Regions from separate parts of the Homo sapiens genome. Here region 1 is linked to region 2. A link is an interaction called in ENCODE POLR2A ChIA-PET data of the cell type or tissue named here. Cell type or tissue: CD4-positive, alpha-beta T cell. All regions are shown on one strand. Each heading gives the region's core, and the rest is flanking DNA. Links, peaks and the distances in the headings are about the cores only.

The links. Peaks named below come from ENCODE experiments on the same cell type or tissue, not always from the same donor. Only the 100,000 strongest peaks of a DNase experiment are listed, where the experiment ranks them.
Region 1: POLR2A ChIA-PET joins it to region 2 with 7 read pairs; 8 of 35 experiments call an interaction of 5 or more read pairs at or near these places.

The regions. Positions count from the first base shown.
Region 1 is chr5:39,186,674-39,197,229 of GRCh38, forward strand. The region is part of intron 2 of FYB1 (FYN binding protein 1); the gene reads right to left. Among named protein-coding and RNA genes, the nearest start is that of FYB1, 28 kb to the right of the region's middle. RefSeq lists an enhancer at 7,874-8,168. In CD4-positive, alpha-beta T cell, for the core only: no CTCF peak of the experiment used is centred there; a DNase peak (open chromatin) is centred at 4,758; H3K4me3 peaks cover 4,726 bases; H3K27ac peaks cover 4,796 bases.
Region 2 is chr5:39,269,118-39,279,673 of GRCh38, forward strand. It overlaps a transcript of FYB1 not described here. Among named protein-coding and RNA genes, the nearest start is that of FYB1, 55 kb to the left of the region's middle. In CD4-positive, alpha-beta T cell, for the core only: no CTCF peak of the experiment used is centred there; DNase peaks (open chromatin) are centred at 4,394 and 5,854; H3K4me3 peaks cover 1,233 bases; H3K27ac peaks cover 2,636 bases.

The DNA of each region.
Region 1 (10,556 bases), core at 2,307-7,306, 84 kb before region 2:
GATCCCTGAGGCAGCAGCTGATAGCTATCATCTATTATTCATCTATTTCCATTGGGTCTTTATTTGAGTTTTTTCTCCTTTTATCCTTTAAAAATATTAATTAAATTGCTGCCAATTATTGTCTTTCTTTATGATGTACTAGGAACTGTGCTACGTGTTTTTACTACATTTCCTTTTAATCCTAACAATAATTCTATGACATAGTAGACTTATTATCCCCATTAGCAGATGAGAAAACTGAGGCTAAAAGAGGCCGAGAACCCTCCTTGGGGTCCTACAGTAATTGGTACAGCTGGTACTGGAACCCAAGTCTTTCTAATAACAAAGCAACTGCTCTTAACTCATGATAAAAAAAATGATTGTGAAAACTCCTACATTCTTCAAAACAAAAAAGTGGTCCTGTCTTCATAATACACCTCACTTCTCACAGATCGTTAAGTGCTCATTGCGCTTTTTGCAGGTTCTCCTATCAACTTCAAAGCAAGCTTAAAAAAAGCTTTCAGCTTACAAAAATACTGTGACACGCTTGAAAAAAATGTTTTTATCAGTGCCACATTCATCCTCTTCTTTTATCATTAGGCTCACAAACACAGGAGTCTGTCTACAGCATGAAAACTTGAGAGTGTTTTTCTTCAACTTGCTTATCTTTGAAGATCCAACGATAAAGCATTATAAAAGAAAGGCACCTTGATTTTAGGACAACTGCCTAGCTTGCTTTTGCATTGGTCTAATTTCTTGTAAGTACCGTATAAGCCTATTTTGAAGACTAGGTACTTAACATACTAAAACATCACTGAAGAACAAGATGAACATTGTTACTAAATGATGAGACATCTAGATAGTGGGGTAACTAGGCCAGTACAGTTGCACTTGGGCAATAATCAGTTTGGGAGCATAAAAAGATGCAGTGTTTTTAGCTCCTCTCATCTCTGAGACTTCCTGGTCAGTTTGGGCAGGTGGGAAGGGGTATCACCAAGCATGGAGAGCTCCTAAAGGAACAAGTGTGGTCATCTTGGGCAGGACTGTGGGCTCCATCGCCATTATGGCCTTTATCAACATAGAGGCAGCTCTTAGACTGACACCCAGTTATTCAGATTTTCAAAGTCTATTTGTTGTAGTGCTTCCATTTTTTTTCTTTGCCTTGCATACCACCAGTAGTGCTAAGTTTTTTTTTTTATATTTAATGAATAGTAATTATATGTGCCACCTGAAAGCACTGTGTGGAACAAACCTCAAGCCAATGCAGGGCAGAAGGGGGAACAAAGACATGAAAATGAAAGGGAATAGAAAACAGGAAAAAGAAAGAAAGGAAAGAGGGAGAGGGTGGCAAGAGTCGTTGATTACAGGTGTTCTGTGGGTAGAACACGTCACCACTCTTCCAGGCTGACGGTCAGTTGGTGTGCACTATCTACCAATTATTGAAGTAGTGAAGTTGCTGCAGCCCTCCAAAGGCCCCGATATCCCTCAGGAACCCTTGGACCTCTTTGTGATCCAGTAACTAAAGGGTTATTATCTGCCATAGCAAAGAACTTGTTCAGCTACTCCAAGTGGTCAGAGCTATGCCATGGAATATGTTAGATATTTGAGTAACACCTTTGCTCTTTCCCTCACTAAGCAAATTTTCAAGAACAACCACAGACCTACTTGTTTGCTTAAATGGATTATTCATTCATTTGCATGTTTTGATGTAATCACTAACTGCTAGTATCTTGGTTCAGTGTTACAGTATTTCTTTTAAGAAAAATATCTATGGCTTAGAAACCCTTCATCTCCCCACCAACCCTTGCACACCTAACCCCAACGTACCACCCCACAGCCCCCGTAGCCCCACTGCCCCCACTCTAATCCTTCTCATCAACTACAGCACTTTTTTTTTTTTTTTTTTTTTGAGACAGAGTTTCGCTCTTGTTGCCTAGGCTGGAGTGCAATTGTGCGATCTTGGCTCACTGCAACCTCCGCCTCCGGGGTTCAAGTGACTTTCCCAAGTAGCTGGGGTTACAGGCGCCTGCCACCACGCCCGGCTAATTTTTTGTACTTTTAGTATAGATGGGGTTTCACCATGTTGGCCAGGCTGGTCTCGAACTCCTGACCTCAGGTAATCCGCCCGTCTCAGCCTCCCAAAGTGTTGGGACTACTAGCGTGAGCCACTGCGCCCGTCTGACTACAGTACTTTTTAATGTGATCCAGGAACACCTTGCATTAGAATCATCTGGTGAAACTTGATAGCTATTCCAATTCCTGAGTTCCATCCCAGACCTCTTGAACTAAAAACTTTGGGGACATTCTTATGCAACTAGAAGTTTAAGAACCTTTGAAAGATGAAGGCACAATTTTGGTGTTTTTTCTTTTGCTTCTTCTGAATATATGACACATTCACTGTTAGAACCACTATCTGTCCTGGTCATCTTTCTCCTCAGAGATCCATTTAGAGCTCACAATGATCAGGAAGACAAGTAAGAGATGCTGGTTGTCTGGGGTATCCTTGTAATATTTTAACTCAGGAAAGAACCTGAAAGCTTTCAAATCCTAGGTCTGGCAGAAGAACGCCTTTTATGGAATTCCTTTTTTTTTTTTTTTTTAGGATCTCTGTTTATTAGGCATTGAAAATAAACAAAAAAGATGAAACAGCCTGACTGTCACATCAATTTGGGACAACTCAGTTTCCGTACTTGCATTGGAATTGACCAAATTGTCCTGAATATATTCTATTCATCAACAGTTCATTTCTAGTAATACAATGACTATCAATAGCAACAGAAAATAAACCCACTTCCTCCCCTGGCCATCTCTTCCCACTGACTTCTTCTGGGAGGAGGCCTTTGAATAAGAAACTTCTGCTAATATTCAGAGGAAGACCACAGCTGTGTTGAAGGGTTCAGCTTGGAGATAGCTGAACTATTCTGAGTAATAAAATGGAAAGAGTGGTTCTGGCTTTTATTTTTTTGCCTTTGGGAAGGATGGGTCAAAGAAATGAGGAAAAGAAAAAAGGGTGAGCTACAGGGAGAAGGCAGGAGCCTGAGTTACAAAATACCTGCTGTTTTTGAAGGACGGAGACTGCCAATATTTTACTTTTCCAGCTCAAGGTGCAATGTAAACCCCTCTGGCTCCTCAAACCTTCGGTGAAGCCTGTCCTGCACACACATGCCTTTGATAAGTGGTCTGCAGTGAAAACTAAGGGAAACTGCTGAGTCCTTGTTTAGGTTATTGCAGTATAGCACAGGGTCAGGGGGGCAATCCCCAAACCCATCCAAGTTAGAAGAAGCAGGAGCCGGAAGCTAGAAGTGACCTTGAGAAATTGAGCCAGTTGCTCCTTCATAGATCTGCAGAGAGCATCAGATTTTTTGAATAACACACAGGATGATGTTTGGAACTAACTTTGTCCTGATTTTAAGGAGCACGGTAACATAGCTTTTATATTTCCTACATTGGCTTTTCTACTTTAAAATAATGTTGATGCTTGTAATTCTCTGTGCTTTCTCAGTAGTTCAGAATTCAGCAATCTCTTCAAATGGATTGCTCCATAAAGCCCAGTATTTTCTGTGGGTTTCACTGACCGAAAAGAAGGGAGATTTGCAATGATGGTTGAAGGAATAAAAAAGAATTAAGATTTTTGAGAAAGAACACAGTTTAGAAGATGAGAAAGAAGAAGAAAGTGGGAAAATGGGAGGGAGAAAGTTGGTTGGGGGCAGGTGATGGAATGTTCCTTGCTAGGTTTTGTAGCACAGGCTGCTCCACCCAATCCTGAGGAGCTATGGACAATCTTAGGGTTAGTGGGGAGAGCAGGGCCCCCAGCTGGTAGGTACAGACCTAGTGGGAGAACTGGACACTGTACCTGGTTGCATGCCACTCAGCCCGAGAACAACTAATTTCTCCCCATGAGGACTAAGAACTCCCAGATTCAGAGAAATCAAAGGCAGCCCCTTGCTACAAAGAAATGAAACTTGCTGCTTGTTAAATGGCTTGTATCAGGTCTAGAAAATTCTCTTTAACTCAAAGAAACAGCGATTACTGAAATGCATTCTAAAGGCTTGCCTTATTCTCCTTCCACATAAAACTGCTTTTTGAAAAATGACTGAGGAGCAAACCATGCTTATTTGTGTGTGTGTGTGTGTGTGTGTGAGAGAGAGATGTTGGCTTTGTTACACACATACATCTCACATCTGGTTTCTAGATGAACCAGAAGTGAGAGGCTGGAGAGGTGGGAGAAACAGAAGTCCTGGAGAAGCTGCAATCTAGATCCTCAATGACTGAGAGCACATGAGGCAACCTCAACTTTTTAAAGGTGACAATTTCGAAGAGAAATAGGAAGTACTGCAGGATTGTAAAACAAACACTAAGGGAGATTCTTTTTCCACAAATACAGGTTTCTTTCTCCTCCCAATAATTGTCGATTACCTTCTATTCCAGAATAAGAAAAACAAATACTCAAACATGGTATGGATGTCTGTCTGAGAGATTTATCTGCTTTGCCATTTTTTGGGGACAGATTTTTAATTGCCTGGTTGTAACTAATCATATCGCCACACAGGTTGCTTTTGAAAACCAGGGGAGCTGTTTTATTCTTCTGATAATTATAAGAAAAACAAGAAAAGAGAAGAGAAGCGTGTCCCTCTTTACCTCCATAGACCTACTGCCACCCCTGGAAACACACAGGCTCTGTTGCCAGGACCAAGGCTGAAAAAGCCGTTGTGGTGTGCAGTCGTGCAGCTGCAGAGAGATGTGGACTGTTATAATAAATACAAACAGCTGATTCTACAATGCAGGTTCTTACTTTGGGGAGAAGGAAACCTCGTATGGTTTTTGGTTTCGATTTTTTTCTATAACCAGATGTCTCATCTTCGGTTACTTTTTCCTGATAATATCTATTGCTATTGAGTGTTCTAGATGTTTTTTTCTACCTTTGATATGCCAGACAGAATGAAGTATAATCTTTCTCCCTTGGTGGCAATTTAAACAAAGAGACATATTTCTTATCTATTTACTAGTGGTTAATATAGCAGTTAAATGTCTCCAACTTTTTAACTCTTTTTCTGTCCCTTATTCCTCAGATGCTGGAAAAACAAATAATCTATTGTTCTAGATGATTCCCTGGACTTTAAAGCCACGCCATAAATATCATTATTGTGCCTTGTCTGAAAGGACAGAAAATTTCCAGTATTTTTGTAAAAATAGATAGATGGATTTTTGCTCATGAGGCATAATTTTGTTCTTCCAATAGCTGGAATTACTCTTTTGTTAAAGAAGTCAATTTCATTTTGTTTTCAAAACAAAAAGCATGCACAAAGACATTCTTCTGGCATAGAAATCCATCATATCAGAAATAGTTTTAATCAAGGCAAAGAAGAAGCCTTTAATGGCAAAAGCGTATTTATCATCTAATCATTTATAAAAGGGTTTTATTTGACTTGGCTTGGAAATTGTTTTAGCAGATTGTATGAAACAAGGCACCTCCTGCAGACTGAATCATAACACATACATTTGTCCAATATTCTTAGCTAGTTTTAAACATTTGATGTGTGTATGCACAATCGAAAGGAAGTCAGAAAGAGCCTTTATTTTTAATTATTATACTCATATGTATTTGTATTTCATTAAAATTTCTTTTCGCTCTCCTTTTTTGAAGTAAATTATAATTTCATTTTAATGCTTTTAATATTTTAGAGGTTATATAATTTTGATCAAATTAGGTAAATCATCTCACAATGCATCTCATACTTTATTTGAGGGTAATGTATTTCAAATTTTATTTATTTCAGCAACTGTAAAAACATTTATTTATATTACAAGTGGTCATATCTTCTTGTAGGCTACTAAAGTTGATACAATGCCAGTTGAATGGGCAATATTTTCTTATTTTTTGAGATGCTTAAACATATATCAGTTTTATCCTCTTGATTGCAGGAAGAGTTCTTATAACAAGGGCAAATCATGGCATATTGCCCTAAGCTATGCTATTTGGAAACTTCCTTTCACATAACTAAGAAAAGCGACAGTTCCTCTTAAAGCAGGGTGAGGATAACTATATTAAGGGAACTCTTCCCTGTAAACTAAATGATAAGTATGGACTATTGTTGAGCTAAAGTTAATATTAAAAGAATAGCTGGTGCCTGAGCAGAAAGAATCTTGAAGGTCAAATTGAGTGTGCAGCAGGGAACCAGGACCCTAAATGTGCCAAGGGAACTTTTCAATGGCAAAGTCTCTGAAGTTGAGGAATCTACCTTTCTCATAGGCCAGCTCCAGGGGCCTTCCCCTTGTCGTGGCTCACTCTCCCATCCAGTGTTCTGTTCACCTCCTCCTCTAAGTGGATTGGCTGATTAAAGGCTTACACAATGATGGCCCTCAAGGCATTTGCAGGTTAGGAGAGGGCAGACTCTATCACAGTCCAGGCATCCAGACCTGGAACTTCCCCATACCCCACTGGGATCATGTCCACAAGACTCCTCAGAGTAGGAGACTTGGGGAGGGGTTAGAGGACACCTGAGTGTCCTTGACCAGTGAGCATGGTCCAGAGAGCATGGAACAAGGCTTGGGGTGGGCACTCAATGCATGTTATTAATAGTTCTGCCATCTTGCTGTCTGCCTTGTGAGGGAGCAAATCGATGATCTTTTTGGAAATGTTGATCCTTAGACTATAATTTAAGTATTTAGTTGGTATTTAAAAATGAGGATGGGAAATTTCAGAGTGTCCCTCCTCCAATTCCCAAGTTAAAAATACTAAAAAAGAAAATAAGTCAAGGCAAACATTATCTAAAACTCACTAGCGGTCACCTCACAAGAAAGGGAAGATAACATCATGCATAAACTTCAAAAAGTCATGGCTAAGGGAAGAAATAGAAGGTTCTGGTGCCACCGGAGGAGAGCTAACCTTCCCACCTGTTCTCTACATCCAGAAGCAATACTGGGGGAAGACAGTGGTTCTAGACAAGCCTGTGAATTCTCTCTAATACACTCCAGGTTGGAGAAGCAAACTGTAAGGTGAGTGAGCAGCCTGGGAAGGTCAAGGAAAATCCTTCAGCATAAAAGTCCTAAATACCACAACAGGATCACACGAGAGGCAGAAGGGGGATGAGCTGCCAGGGCTGGCCCTGCCCTGGTACAGGGCACTGAATGAGATCTCAGAAAATGGAACGGAATCTGGGTCCCCAGTAAGGACTACCCTGGAGACGAGCACAGCTAACATTTATGCCACAGAAGAGTGGATTCAAAGTCACACTCAGAACTCAAATCGCAATTCTGAGGGGAAGGCAAATTTATCACACTGGATTAGAACTTGCAGATGCACTTGTCATCCATCAGCCAGATCAAAAGAACTAGTGTGACCCCTATTCATATAGCACAGTAAATTCCTGAGAGCCTGAGAGAATACTGATAAAATGATTGACACAGACATATCCTGGCTAAGATTCTTGACCTTAAGGACAAAGATTTCTTTGGAAATCCAGGCAGAAAAGCAAATCATTTTCAAAGAGGGAAATTTAGGTTGTCTGCATACTTCTCCACAGTAAATTTAAATGCCAGAATCTTGAAATAAAGACCATGTAGACTGCTTATAAAAATGAAACATTAGCTGGGTGCAGTGGCTCATGTCTGTAATCTCAGCACTTTGGGAAGCTGAGGCAGGAGGATTGTTTGAGGCCAGGAGTTTTAGACCATCTTGGACAACAAAGCAAGACTCTGTCTCTACAAAAAATTTAAAAAATACTAAAGCTGGACGTGGTAATATGTGCCTGTAGTCCCAGCTATTCGGGAGGCTGAAGTGGAGGGATTTGTGCCCAGGAGTTCAAGGCTGCAGTGAGCTGTGATTGTGCCACTGCAGTCCAGCCTGAGTGACAAAGCAAGACCCTGTCTCAAAAAATAAAAAAGAAAGACAGAAAAAGGAAGGAAGGAAGGAAAGAAGGAAGGAAGGAAGGGAGGATATCTTGCATTAAAAAAGACCAACGGATGCTGCTGGGATAGGAAACAAGAGGGAACAGTTTGTTTGCTGGCTTATCTTAGAAGAGCAGAAGAAAGAAGTTTCAAAGAGGGAAGATTAATAGGGGTAGTTCGTAAAATTTGACCAGGGACAGTGTGGTTAAGGGAAGAGAGTCTTTCTGAGGCATTTCGATTATGGGGTTAAACCCAGGTAAGCTGCCTGATTAATAGTAAGTGTGTTCCTCAGACACGTCAACATGCACCAGAAGGAAGAAGCCCTGGAGGTCTTCTGGACAACTGCTTTTTCAGGGATTAAGGAGGGTGGGTGGAATAAATTGGGCTCGGGCTGGAGTAAAAAGAAGAGTGACACCAGCCACAAAGTGTGCACCAGGTCCTGGGAGAACGAGCGTGCAGGGTGTGCTGAGGGCCTGGCTGTTACCCGAAGCTGAACCACGCCGTTGAGCAACTCCAAATTCCAGTCTGTGTATGAGAGAGCTTTGCCTCCAGTGATTCAGTGTCCTGTAATAGTCCAGTCTGTGAGCCGTTTCAGTCAAAGCATCCCGGGATCTCTTCTTTTTGTATCATGTTCTTACGTTCCCAGTGCACAGTGACATATTAATACTTGGAGAAATCTTGCTTTAAAGAATAGCACTTACCGCTACGTTTCTAAAATGTGAACATAGAATCCTTTTTCCCTGTGGTGGCTAGGAGCAACAATTTGGAAAATACTGCCACATGCTGATATAAAACAGTTTTCAATATGTAAATATCTAATAAGGTCATGTTAAGAGAGTACACATAAAAGGAGAATGGGGGGAAAAAGAAAGGTGATAGCTTTGGGGCCTGTGAAGGAAAATCTTACCCACTCCTGGAAACAAGTTACTTGCTGGTGAAAATAGCCCAGGCACCTTTTGGTTTCAAGTTGTTGTAGGCTGGATTAGTTAAATGATACATACACAGATGAGGAGGGGGCCATCAGTCTTTTGTTAATGCCCTCTGGGGCCCTCGCCTTACACCTGTTGCTGTCAAGGTGCTTAACTGATCATTCCTATAGCTAACATATGGAAAAAATCAGTCTTGGTCTCTCAGCAGTATTAAGAACAAGACTAGAAAAAAGGGTCAAACTGAATATTTCCCAGCAGGTTTTTACTAAATCATACATGCAAACCAATAGTCAGGCCAGGGATTCTTATGAACCCAAACTTTGGTGAGGCATTGTGTTGACACATGGGAAGAAGCCCTTTCAGAACTGGCTCAGGACCCAAAAGGAAGCAAAGGAAAGGTTAGTTCAGAGAATATTTTGATATTTTGGGTTTTTTTAAAAAAAACGTTTAGTCTTTTGTAACCTTAAATTGTTCTTAGGAAAAAAAAATTTAGCTTCATGATCAGAAAGCAACATGTTAGAGTCAAGCTTACAGTTTACAAGGAAGGGAGCTCAATAGATCTGCAAGATAGACCCTCTCTTATAACATTTATTTTGTGTCCAAGCTCCATTCAGTTGAGTACAAGTCTACTGGCAGGGGTTATCTATTGTGTTAAAACAATTGCTAAGCTATAGAGTATTAAAATCTAATACTGAACAAAATCTGGGAGTAAATAAATTCTAGTTAAATATAATTCTTTCTTTTTTTTTTTTTTTTTTTGAGATAGGGTTCGCTTTGTCACCCAGGCTGGAGTGCAGTGGTGCAATCTCGGCTCACTGCAACCTCCACCTCCTGGGTTCAAATGATTCTCCTGCCCCAGCCTCCTGAGTAGCTGGGAGGTGCGCACCACTATGCCTGGCTAATTTTTGTATTTTTGGGGTTTCGCCATGTTGGCCAGGCTGGTCTTGAACTCCTGATCTCAGGTGTTCAGCCCGCCTCGGCCTCCCAAAGTGCTGGGATTACAGGCATGAGCCACCGCACCCGGTCTGGTTAAATAGAATTCTGTGAAAGAATAAACTTGAGAAGCTAACAAAAATTTATATTACTTTTGTACTCCAAATGAGAGAATGGCAAGCAGACTGGCTTCTGTCTTCATGGAGCTTATAGTGGTATTTACAAAACAGACAACAAACAAAAGGCATGTTTCAACCAAAGGCCACAGAAAGGGAGAGGAATGAGGATTTTGGGAGTTTCATTTATGCTTGATTCATTGTCTTGTGATATTCTGTGTTTGAAGAGAGGCAGCCCAGCACGAGGAAGTGGAATGCGGGTGGGAACACAGTCTGCGGAATCAGAAAGACATGAGATTGACCCCAGCCTTGTTTAGTCATGTTATGCCTTTGGGCAAGTTACCTAACCTCTCTGAGCTTTAGTTTACTCATAGAATTCCTATTCATGGCTTGAGAGGAATAAACGGCATAATGTGTATGTGGTATATAGCAAGTCCTCAATAAATGATGAATATTTTTAACAGTTAATACATTGGGCAAAGATGATGAGATGGAGGGTATATCTGGGGAAGAGGTTTAAAGAATTGGATGAGAACCTGGAAAGGAAGAAATGAGGTAGAAGGCTATGAAAACAGTATTAGTTTAAAAGGCATATAGAGTTATTAGATGAATGTTTGTTAATTTGAACACTAGTATAATTACTTCTAACAAGAAAAAATAGTCTTTTTGGAGTCTCTGCATTCACTGAGCAAGGCATTTCATTTTGCTCCCG
Region 2 (10,556 bases), core at 3,468-8,467:
CGGCTCACTGCAAGCTCTGCCTCCCGGATTCACACCATTCTCCTGCCTCGGCCTCCCGAGTGGCTGGGACTACAGGCACCCACCACGATGCCCAGCTAATTTTTTGGATTTTTAGTAGAAGCGGGGTTTCACCGTGTTAGCCAGGATGGTCTCGATCTCCTGACCTCGTGATCCGCCTGCCTCGGCCTCCCAAAGTTCTGGGATTACAGGCGTGAGCCACCACATCTGGCCAAGGTCAAGCTGTTTTCTAGGAATCCCGGACCTAAAGACCAAACTTGGAAACGTAGAGGGATTTATAAGTCTCACTCCCACCTGAGCCTGAGACTGTCTTCTACAGGTGTTGCCGCAGGCAGGGTCATGCACTAACATTTCCTCTACCGTGTACTCCCCTTCTCAAGACTCAGTGACTTGCACGCTATCACTCTTCCTTCTTCCTCTCTCCCCCATGGGAAGATTACCCTCTCTCACCTCTACTCTTTCCCTATCCTAACTCAAGGTGCTTTCAGACAATACACAGTCACATCACACATCATTGAATGATCCCTTTATTCTCCCTGTTCCAATGTCTGCAATGCACAATCTCCAATTGAGCAAGCACAGGAGTCATCGTCTCAACTCCTGTCTTCTCACTGGGGGCTGACAAAAGGCAGGTATCCTCTCCGTAATAAGAGAAGGAATAACCAGTTTCCAGTCTTCTGGGGGCTGGGGAATAGCAGACAAAGACAGAAAATTAGCTCTCTTCTATACTCTGAGAGCATATGAACACCACATATATTTTGGGAGCCCTCCTTTTTTTTTCCCAAAGAAATAATGGAAAATTATGAAGCAGAATATTACTGCTGTAGTTCAGCTATGTTATGGGTTAAAGTAGTGCTGGGAACCCACTCACCATTTTAAGTATGCTCCAAATAATGACTTCCCATTAATTTTGAGAAGACAATCTGTCCTTAAGGTTAAGACTGTTTGGGCTTTTTTTGCGTCTCTTAATTAAAATAAAAAAATACATTTTCAAACAAAAGAGGTCCCTTTGTAAAATCTACTGTGTTATCAAAATGGCAATCACCATCATTAATGTTTCCCAACATTCGCCACTGGAGTCCTTTCCTGGGATCCAAACTGCTCATAACAGGAAACTCGACTAAATTACTGGGGCTGGCACCAAGCTATCCTATGAGGCAAAGACAAAGAATGCATATTTTCTTTCTGCAAGACAGTGCTCTTCCCCTATTCTGAAGGCTAGAATCAAAAAAAGGGAACTCTTGAAGCCATGTCTCTCAACTGGCATGAACAAGACTCAGCAGCTTCATCAGCACAAGGAAAAAGTGGCCAAGCAAAATCCCAAAGGCTCAGAGGACCTGACTGTGAAGCACCCTCAACTCTGACTGTTCTATGCAGAGAAGAGTAGCACATTTGCCAGGAGACCAAGGAGAGTTATAAAATCTATTACTTACCATTTTTATTGAAAAGAGTTGATATGCCTGGCACACAATGACCCCGAAGATGGTGCAGCTTGGATAGTGAATGTGCAAGTTAGCTATGCAGAGTGTACTTCCTTTTCTGAGCTGTGTGGTCTGTCCAGCTTTCACACATTGATATGTGAGGCTACATTTGCATGTTATCTCAACCCTCAGAGCATTTGTATAGCTGGCCAGGTTTATCTTGTTATTATTTTTCAATAATACAGGAACAGGTATAGATGTAGCTTTGAAGACTGAAAAATTGACACAAAATTTTTTAGAAGTACCTAGATATTAAATTTTGCTATACATTATTAATGTTTTATATAACTTCTATATTTTTGGATACATATGTGTGTGTGTGTGTGTGTGTGTCTCCATCTCTCTCTTATCTATGAAAGACTCACACCAAAATGTGAATAGCATTTGACTTGAGTGGATATATTATTATAAATAATTCTTTTTTTGTACTTTTTGGAGTTTTTCAAGTTTTCTATCTTGGGTATATAGCACTTGTGTAAAAACATAACTATAATCATTATTAAAAAGAGCAAAAGTATATGAAAATTTTAATAAGCAACTCCAATTATATTTAAATTCATATTACCAGTATTTAAATGAAGGAAACACTCATAAGCTTATCATAGAATGCCATTCATTTCCCTAAAAAAAAAGTACAGCTCAGTCTAGGTTCATGTATTAATTTTGGGGTAATATTTGTTAGCATCAGATGTTAAGGGCATAGTATTTGATCCCAAGTAGTCAGACTTTCCAATCATCCATGTACCTCTCTGAACACATTCTGATATACAGATTTGGCCCCTTTAATTGGAATATTTAGCCTTCTACTAAAGTAAGTTCAAGGGTAGAAGGTCATCTTTGTTTTCCATGGCAGAGGAAAGGCATGATTCCTTTTTTGGTGGTTGCAAATTTCCAGATCTTGTTGTAAGTATTACAGTGCTTATTTAGTGTAAGGTCACCAAATTTCTATACATGATGCTGACCAAACACTAATTAATCCTATATCCATACAAAATCCTTTTTCAAAAAAGATGTTACCTGTTATTTATTCCTTAAAATAAAAATGTTTTCAAAATTAAGACATAATTAGAAATTAATAGGACAGGCAAAAAGCCAGGGTAGGGGTTGAGTTCCAGAAGTAGAAACTGAGATTGTCCTGAAAACTTTACATATTATAAAGAGGGATGTGAGGCATGGTCAGAATCTGGTGGATGGTCAGGAATCTGAAATTGCACATTATCTTACACATAATACATGCTTAATGAATGAATAGAGGAGGAAGAGCAAAGCAAGAGCGAGGTATGGGACCCAGGCATACTTTTAAGTATAACACATTTTCCAGAATGCTTTGAAATGGAGACATTCTTTACTTTCACTAGAAAGCCTCTTATCTACTGTCTGTTAGAATAGAGATCATCAAAGTGCAGATACAGCTTAGGGTAAAGAGAATCACTCTAAAGCAGTGGTTCTCAACCTGGCTGCACATTAAAATCACCTGGGATGTTTTAAGTCTCAGCTCCCAGGCTTCACCCCAGGTTATTATATGAAAATCTGGGGTTGAAACTCAGGCATCAGTGTATTTCAAAGCTCACCATGTGATTCCAAGGTATGTGCATATTTGAGAGCCTTTGCCTTAAAAGAAGGAGCAGGTGACTCATACTAGCAAGATAGTGAACAGATCACCAGGCCAGCCTTGTGGGTAGAAATAATCGTGACACTCTGACACTGTTCTCTACTAAGTTAATCAACATGTTTACCCCATGTACTACATAAAAATTACTTAATCAGCCCGGGCGCGGTGGCTCATGCCTGTAATCCCTGCACTTTGGGAGGCCGAGGCAGGCGGATCATGGGGTCAGGAGATCGAAACCATCCTGGCTAACACGGTGAAATCCCGTCTCTACTAAAAAAAAAAAAATACAAAAAATTAGCTGGGCCTAGTGGCGGGCGCCTGTAGTCCCAGCTAGTCGGGAGGCTGAGGCAGGAGAATGGCATGAACCCGGGAGGCGGAGCTTGCAGTGAGCCGAGATTGCGCCACTGCACTCCAGTTTGGGGGACAGAACCAGACTCATCTCAAAAAAAAAAAAAAAAAAAAAAGAATTACTTAATCTTAGTCATGCTACAATTTCCTCTCTATACCAGTAAGTTGGACACAAATTACATGATAAACAGGAATCTAGCAATTATTCAGTTAACAGTGTAATTTATTGGGTAAGTCTCTGGTTAAGAGAACTTTGAATTTCAATTCATCCATCTAAATTCCATTTCAAGTTGTGCTTATTTCCAAATGCAGATTAAGGTAATTTTTAGTTGTTATTGAAATAAATTTAGTGGTCTTTCAAACACATATATTTAAGAAAAGTATTTTTGGCTAAGAAAAAAAAAGAAGTTCCCCACCCGGCCGGCTGCCCTGTCCAGGAGGGAGGTGGGGGGCGCCTCCGCCCGGCCAGCCACCCCGTCCGGGAGGTGGGGGGCGCTTCTGCCCGGCCGCCCCTTCTGGGAAGTGAGGAGCCCCTCTGCCCGGCCACCACCCCGTCTGGGAGGTGTACCCAACAGCTCATTGAGAACGGGCCATGATGACAATGGCGGTTTTGTGGAATAGAAAAGGGGAAAAGGTGGGGAAAAGATTGAGAAATCGGATGGTTGCTGTGTCTGTGTAGAAAGAAGTGGACATGGGAGACTTTTCATTTTGTTCTGTACTAAGAAAAATTCTTCTGCCTTGGAAAAAAAAAGAAAAGTTGAGTTGAAACTCCCAACTATAACTTGTAGTCCACAAGTATATTTTCATATTTAGTTTTTAAGGCATAATCATGTTATTTGAAAAATATATGTCAAACATCACATATGTGAGTATATCTCCTGTGAAGCCAGAGCTCAGTACATAAGTTCCTGAGCAGGAAGATGAAACAGGAAATGCAACAAAGATGACAGAGAGCATAGTGATACCATCTGAAAATGATAAACCTATGTTTTCGCAGTATGGGCACTGCAATTAGTCCTGCTAATAGAAGGGAGAAGTAGCTTACAGAATGCAAAATAAGTTATAATTCTTTAAATACTGGGGCATGCACTCTCTTTTCATACATTTTTATTTTAGAAAACAGTTTTTGTTCAGTCAATGGTGCAATGAATGAGTCTGCCCCTTCAGTACTCACTGAAGGTGGTGGCTAGGTGGAGACTGTGAGGTCTAGAAGAATGGGGTGGCTAGGGAAAACCAACTTCATTTTTTAAACTCATCTTGCAAGTAGATAAAGGAAAGAACACTAATAAAATTTGAGTAATATTAATGATCATTACTGAGAAGCATCGTCAGTGTTTTATCTATTATGCTTTTTTTTTTTCTTTTTGAGACAGAGTCTTGCTCTGTCCCCCAGGCTAGAGTACAGTGGCACGATCTCAGCTCACTGCAACCTCCGCCTCCCAGGTTCAAGCAATTCTCCTGCCTCAGCCTCCCAAGTAACTGAGATTACAGGCATGTGCCACCACACCTGGCTAATTTTTGTATTTTCAGTAGAGATGGGGTTTCACCATCTTGCCCAGGCTGGTCTTGAACTCCTTACCTTATGATCCACCCACCTTGGCCTCCCAAAGTGCTGGGATTACAGGTATTAGGTTTTAAAAGAAGCATGGTTAAAACTGTTAGCATAGAAGGTTAGAAATAGTTATAAACTCCGATACATTTTCTTTTTTATAACCCGAATGTCTAACATTTTATACAAGAAACAAGTAGCCATCTACTCTACGTGCCCAACATTAATGTGCCTGGCTAAGACCCCTGAGATAGAACAGAGGGATGTCGAATCTCACCTTTTCCAGGAAGGCTTCTCTGCTGCTAGCTCACTGATCTCCTGTTTTTTTCTGGAAGCCTGCAGGCCACACTACAAAATTAAGCTCTTTTAATATGTTTGCCCTTTATGGTTCTCTAATTGTATTGGGTGTATTAGGTTTGGCTCCTCAACTAGATTGGAAACTGCTCCAATGAGAATTAATTTTCATACTTCCTTTTCTCACTCTAAGGTCCTAGGTCAGCTTTTTTTAAAACACTTTTTCTTTTTTTTTTGCCTCGTGAGTTCCTCAGATGAAAGCAATGTTTGTTTTGTACACTGATTCTGCATCTACAACCTTCCTTGAAGCCCATCATTTATGGGAAGCTATAAGAGAACCTTTGGCTAAAATATCGCCAAATACTAAGAGATAGTCACTACAGAGCTGCTCTTTGATCATGAAATTAAAGGAAACTTACAAGCAGATTCATAAAAATTCAAGGAAATTCAGTCTCCCTGTTTGGCTAGATATGAAATAGCAAATGGGAAGTAGCAGGAAAAAGCAGAATAAGAACAGGCATGCTTAAGAAGGCTGTGCAGGAGGAAGTGGGGACTTCCTTGATTTGGGTTATTTCTCTTTCACTTTTTGTTTTAAAAACACAGTGAACTTTTTCACTCTTGTACTTTCTACTTTTAATGAAAGAGGGCCTTAACTCTTCAGAACATCAGTGTTCTGGAAGAAATAGCTTATTAATCAACTTACTTTTGATTAAAAAGAGAGTTTCCACCACATTTTAATGGAACGAGTAGATTGTATTGAAACTCAAGAAAAGAAGGGAGCATTTGTCTTTACAATTTAAACCCAATCCCAGGTGAATATTTACTACAGTAAAAACAATCTGCTAAAATAGGACAATGAAAAAATTAATCTAGACTTCACTTAAGGAGTTTTTATCAAACCAGTTAACCTGGAGAGCAAAGAGACAACAAAGCTTATAGAAGAATTCTAGGTTATATATTACCTTGCTTTGTTTTTTGTAATTTTGTCCATTATTTGTATCACACCCTCTCTTTGGGTCTTTGGGGATGCATGAACTCCATGGGTCTATTGGGTCCTGCTGTTTTCTTCTCGTGATTTCTCACATCATTTGTCCTTGCATTTGTTTCACAGAAGCAGAATTCTAAGTCATAATCCCTTTGCTTCAGTGAGTCTCCAAGACAAGATTTAACTGACACACACTCTCATGGGGTTGCTTATTGCTTTTGCCATTTGTTTAATGATAATTTGATCTTTAATGAATAAAATAAAGAAAAGGTCCCACATCAAAAGGGATCTATTTCTCATTTTTTCTCCTTCCTTCCTTCCTTCCTTTTTTCTTTCCTACTTTTTTTTAATTATACTTTAAATTTTACGGTATATGTGCACAATGTGCAGGTTTGTTACATATGTATACATGTGCCATGTTGGTGTGCTGCACCCAGTAACTCGTCATTTACATTAGGTATATCTCCTAATGCTATCCCTGCCCCCTACCCCCACCCCACGACATGCCCCGGTGTGTGATGTTACCCTTCCTGTGACCATGTGTTCTCATTGTTCAATTCCCACCTATGAGTGAGAACATGCGGTGTTTGCTTTTTTGTCCTTGTGATAGCTTGCTGAGAATGATGGTTTCCAGCTTCATTCGTGTCTCTACAAATGAAATGAACTCATCATTTTTTATGGCTGCATAGTATTCCATGGTATATATGTGCCACATTTTCTTAATCCAGTCTATCATTGATGGACATTTGGGTTGGTTCCAAGTCTTTGCTATTGTGAATAGTGCCACAATAAACATATGTGTGCATGTGTCTTTATAGCAGCATGATTTATAATCCTTTGGGTATATACCCAGTAATGGGATGGCTGGGTCAAATGGTATTTCTAGTTCTAGATCCCTGAGGAATCGCCACACTGTCTTCCAGAGTGGTTGAACTAGTTTACAGTCCCACCAACAGTGTAAAAGTGTTCCTATTTCTCCACATCCTCTCCAGCACCTGTTGTTTCCTGACTTTTTAATGATCACCATTTGAACTGGTGTGAGATGGTATCTCATTGTGGTTTTGATTTGCATTTCTCTGATGGCCAGTGATGATGAGCATTTTTTCATGTGTCTGTTGGCTGCATAAATGTCTTCTTTTGAGAAGTGTCTGTCCATATCCTTTGCCCACTTTTTGATGGGGTTGTTTTTTTCTTGTAAATTTGTTTGAGTTCTTTGTAGATTCTGGATATTAGCCCTTTGTCAGATGAGTAGATTGCAAAAATGTTCTCCCATTCTGTAGGTTGCCTGTTCACTCTGATGGCAGTTTCTTTTGCTGTGCAGAAGCTCTTTAGTTTAATTAGATCCCATTTGTCAATTCTGGCTTTTGTTACCATTGCTTTTGGTGTTTTAGACATGAAGTCCTTGCCCATGCCTATGTCCTGAATGGTATTGCCTAGGTTTTCTTCTAGGGCTTTTATGGTTTTAGGTCTAACACTTAAGTCTTTAATCCATCTTGAATTAATTTTTGTATAAGGTGTAAGGAAGGGATCCAGATTTAGCTTTGTACATATGGCTAGCCAGTTTTCCCAACACCATTTATTAAATAGGGAATCCTTTCACCATTTCTTGTTTTTGTCAGGTTTGTCAAAGATCAGATAGTTGTTTATATGTGGCATTATTTCTGAGGGCTTTGTTCTGTTCTATTGGTCTATATCTCTGTTTTGGTACCAGTACCATGCTGTTTTGGTGACTGTAGCCTTGTAGTATAGTTTGAAGTCAGGTAGCGTGATGCCTCCAGCTTTGTTCTTTTGGTTTAGGATTGACTTGGCAATGCGGGCTCTTTTTTGGTTCCATATGAACTTTAAAGTAGTTTTTTCCAGTTCTGTGAAGAAAGTCATTGGTAGCTGGATGGGGATGGCATTGAATATAAATTACCTTGGGCAGTATGGCCATTTTCACGATACTGATGCTTCCTACCCATGAGCATGGAATGTTCTTCCATTTGTTTGTGTCCTCTTTTATTTCATTGAGCAGTGGTTTGCAGTTCTCCTTGAAGAGGTCCTTCATATCCTTGTAAGTTGGATTCCTAGGTATTTTATTCTCTTTGAAGCAATTGTGAATGGGAGTTCACTCATGATTTGGCTCTCTGTTTGTCTGTTATTGGTGTATAAGAATGCTTGTGATTTTTGCACGTTGATTTTGTATCCTGAGATTTTGCTGAAGTTGCTTATCAGCTTAAGGAGATTTTGGGTTAAGATGATGGGGTTTTCTAGATATACAATCATGTCGTCTGCAAACAGGGACAATTTGACTTCCTCTTTTCCTAATTGAATACCCTTTATTTCTTTCTCCTGCCTGATTGCTCTGGCCAGAACTTCCAACACTATGTTGAATAGGAATGGTGAGAGAGGGCATCCCTGTCTTGTGCCAGTTTTCAAAGGGAATGCTTCCAGTTTTTGCCCATTCAGTATGATATTGACTGTGGGTTTGTCATAGATAGCTCTTATTATTTTTAGATACATCCCATCAATACCTAATTTATTGAGAGTTTTTTAGCATGAAGGGCTGTTGAATTTTGTCAAAGGCCTTCTCTGCATCTACTGAGATAATCATGTGGTTTTTGCCATTGATTCTGTTTATATGCTGGATTACGTTTATTGATTTGCATATCTTGAACCAGCCTTGCATCCCAGGGATGAAGCCCACTTGATCATGGTGGATAAGCTTTTTGATATGTTGCTGGATTCGGTTTGCCAGTATTTTATTGAGGATTTTTGCATCGATGTTCATCAGGGATATTGGTCTAAAATTCTCTTTTTTTTGTTGTGTCTCTGCCAGGCTTTGGTATCAGGATGATGTTGGTCTCATAAAATGATTTAGGGAGGATTCCCTCTCTTTCTATTGATTGGAATAGTTTCAGAAGGAATGGTACCAGTTCCTCCTTGTACCTCTGGTAGAATTTGGCTGTGAGTCCTTCTGGTCCTGGACTTTTTTTGGTTGGTAGGCTATTAATTACTGCCTCAATTTCGGAGCCTGTTATTGGTCTATTCAGGGATTCAACTTCTTCCTGGTTTAGTCTTGGGAGAGTGTATGTGTCCAAGAATTTACCCATTTCTTCTAGATTTTCTAGTTTATTTGCATAGAGGTGTTTATAGTATTCTCTGATGGTAGTTTGTATTTCTGTGGAATTGGTGGTGATATCCCCTTTGTCATTTTTTATTGCGTCTATTTGATTCTTCTCTCTTTTCTTCTTTATTAGTCTTGCTAGTGGTCTATCAATTTTGTTGATCTTTTCAAAAAACCAGCTCCTGGATTCATTGATTTTTTGAAGGGTTTTTTGTGTCGCTATTTCCTGCAGTTCTGCTCTGATCTTAGTTATTTCATGCCTTCTGCTAGCTTTTGAATGTGTTTGCTCTTGCTTCTCTAGTTCTTTTAATTGTGATGTTAGGGTGTCAATTTTAGATCTTTCCTGCATTCTCTTGTGGGCATTTAGTGCTGTAAATTTCCTTCTACACGCTGCTTTGAATGTGTCCCAGAGCTTCTTGTGTGTTGTGTATTTGTTCTCGTTGGTTTCAAAGAACATCTTTATTTCTGCCTTCATTTCATTATTTACCCAGTAGTCATTCAGGAGCAGGTTGTTCAGTTTCTATGCAGTTGAGCAGTTTTGAGTAAGTTTCTTAATCCTGAGTTCTAGATTGATTGCACTATGGTCTGAGAGACAGTTTGTTATAATTTCCGTTCTTTTACATTTGCTGAGGAGTGCTTTACTTCCAACTATGTGGTCAATTTTGGAATAGGTGTGGTGTGGTGCTGAAAAGAATGTATATTCTGTTGATTTGGGGTGGAGAGTCTGTAGATGTCTATTAGGACTGCTTGGTGCAGAGCTGAGTTCAATTCCTGGATATCCTTGTTAACTTTCTGTCTTGTTGATCTCTCTAATGTTGACAGTGGGGTATTAAAGTCTCCCATTATTATTGTGTGGGAGTCTAAGTCTCCTTGTAGGTCTCTAAGGACTTGCTTTATGAATCTGGGTGCTCCTGTATTGGGTGCATATATATTTAGGATAGTTAGCTCCTCTTGTTGAATTGATCCCTTTACCATTATGTAATTACCTTCTTTGTCTCTTTTGATCTTTGTTGGTTTAAAGTCTGTTTTATCAGAGACTAGGATTGCAACCCCTGCCTTTTTTTGTTTTCCATTTTCTTGGTAGATCTTCCTCCATCCCTTTACTTTGAGCCTATGTGTGTCTCTGCACATGAGATGGGTCTCCTGAATACAGCACACTGATG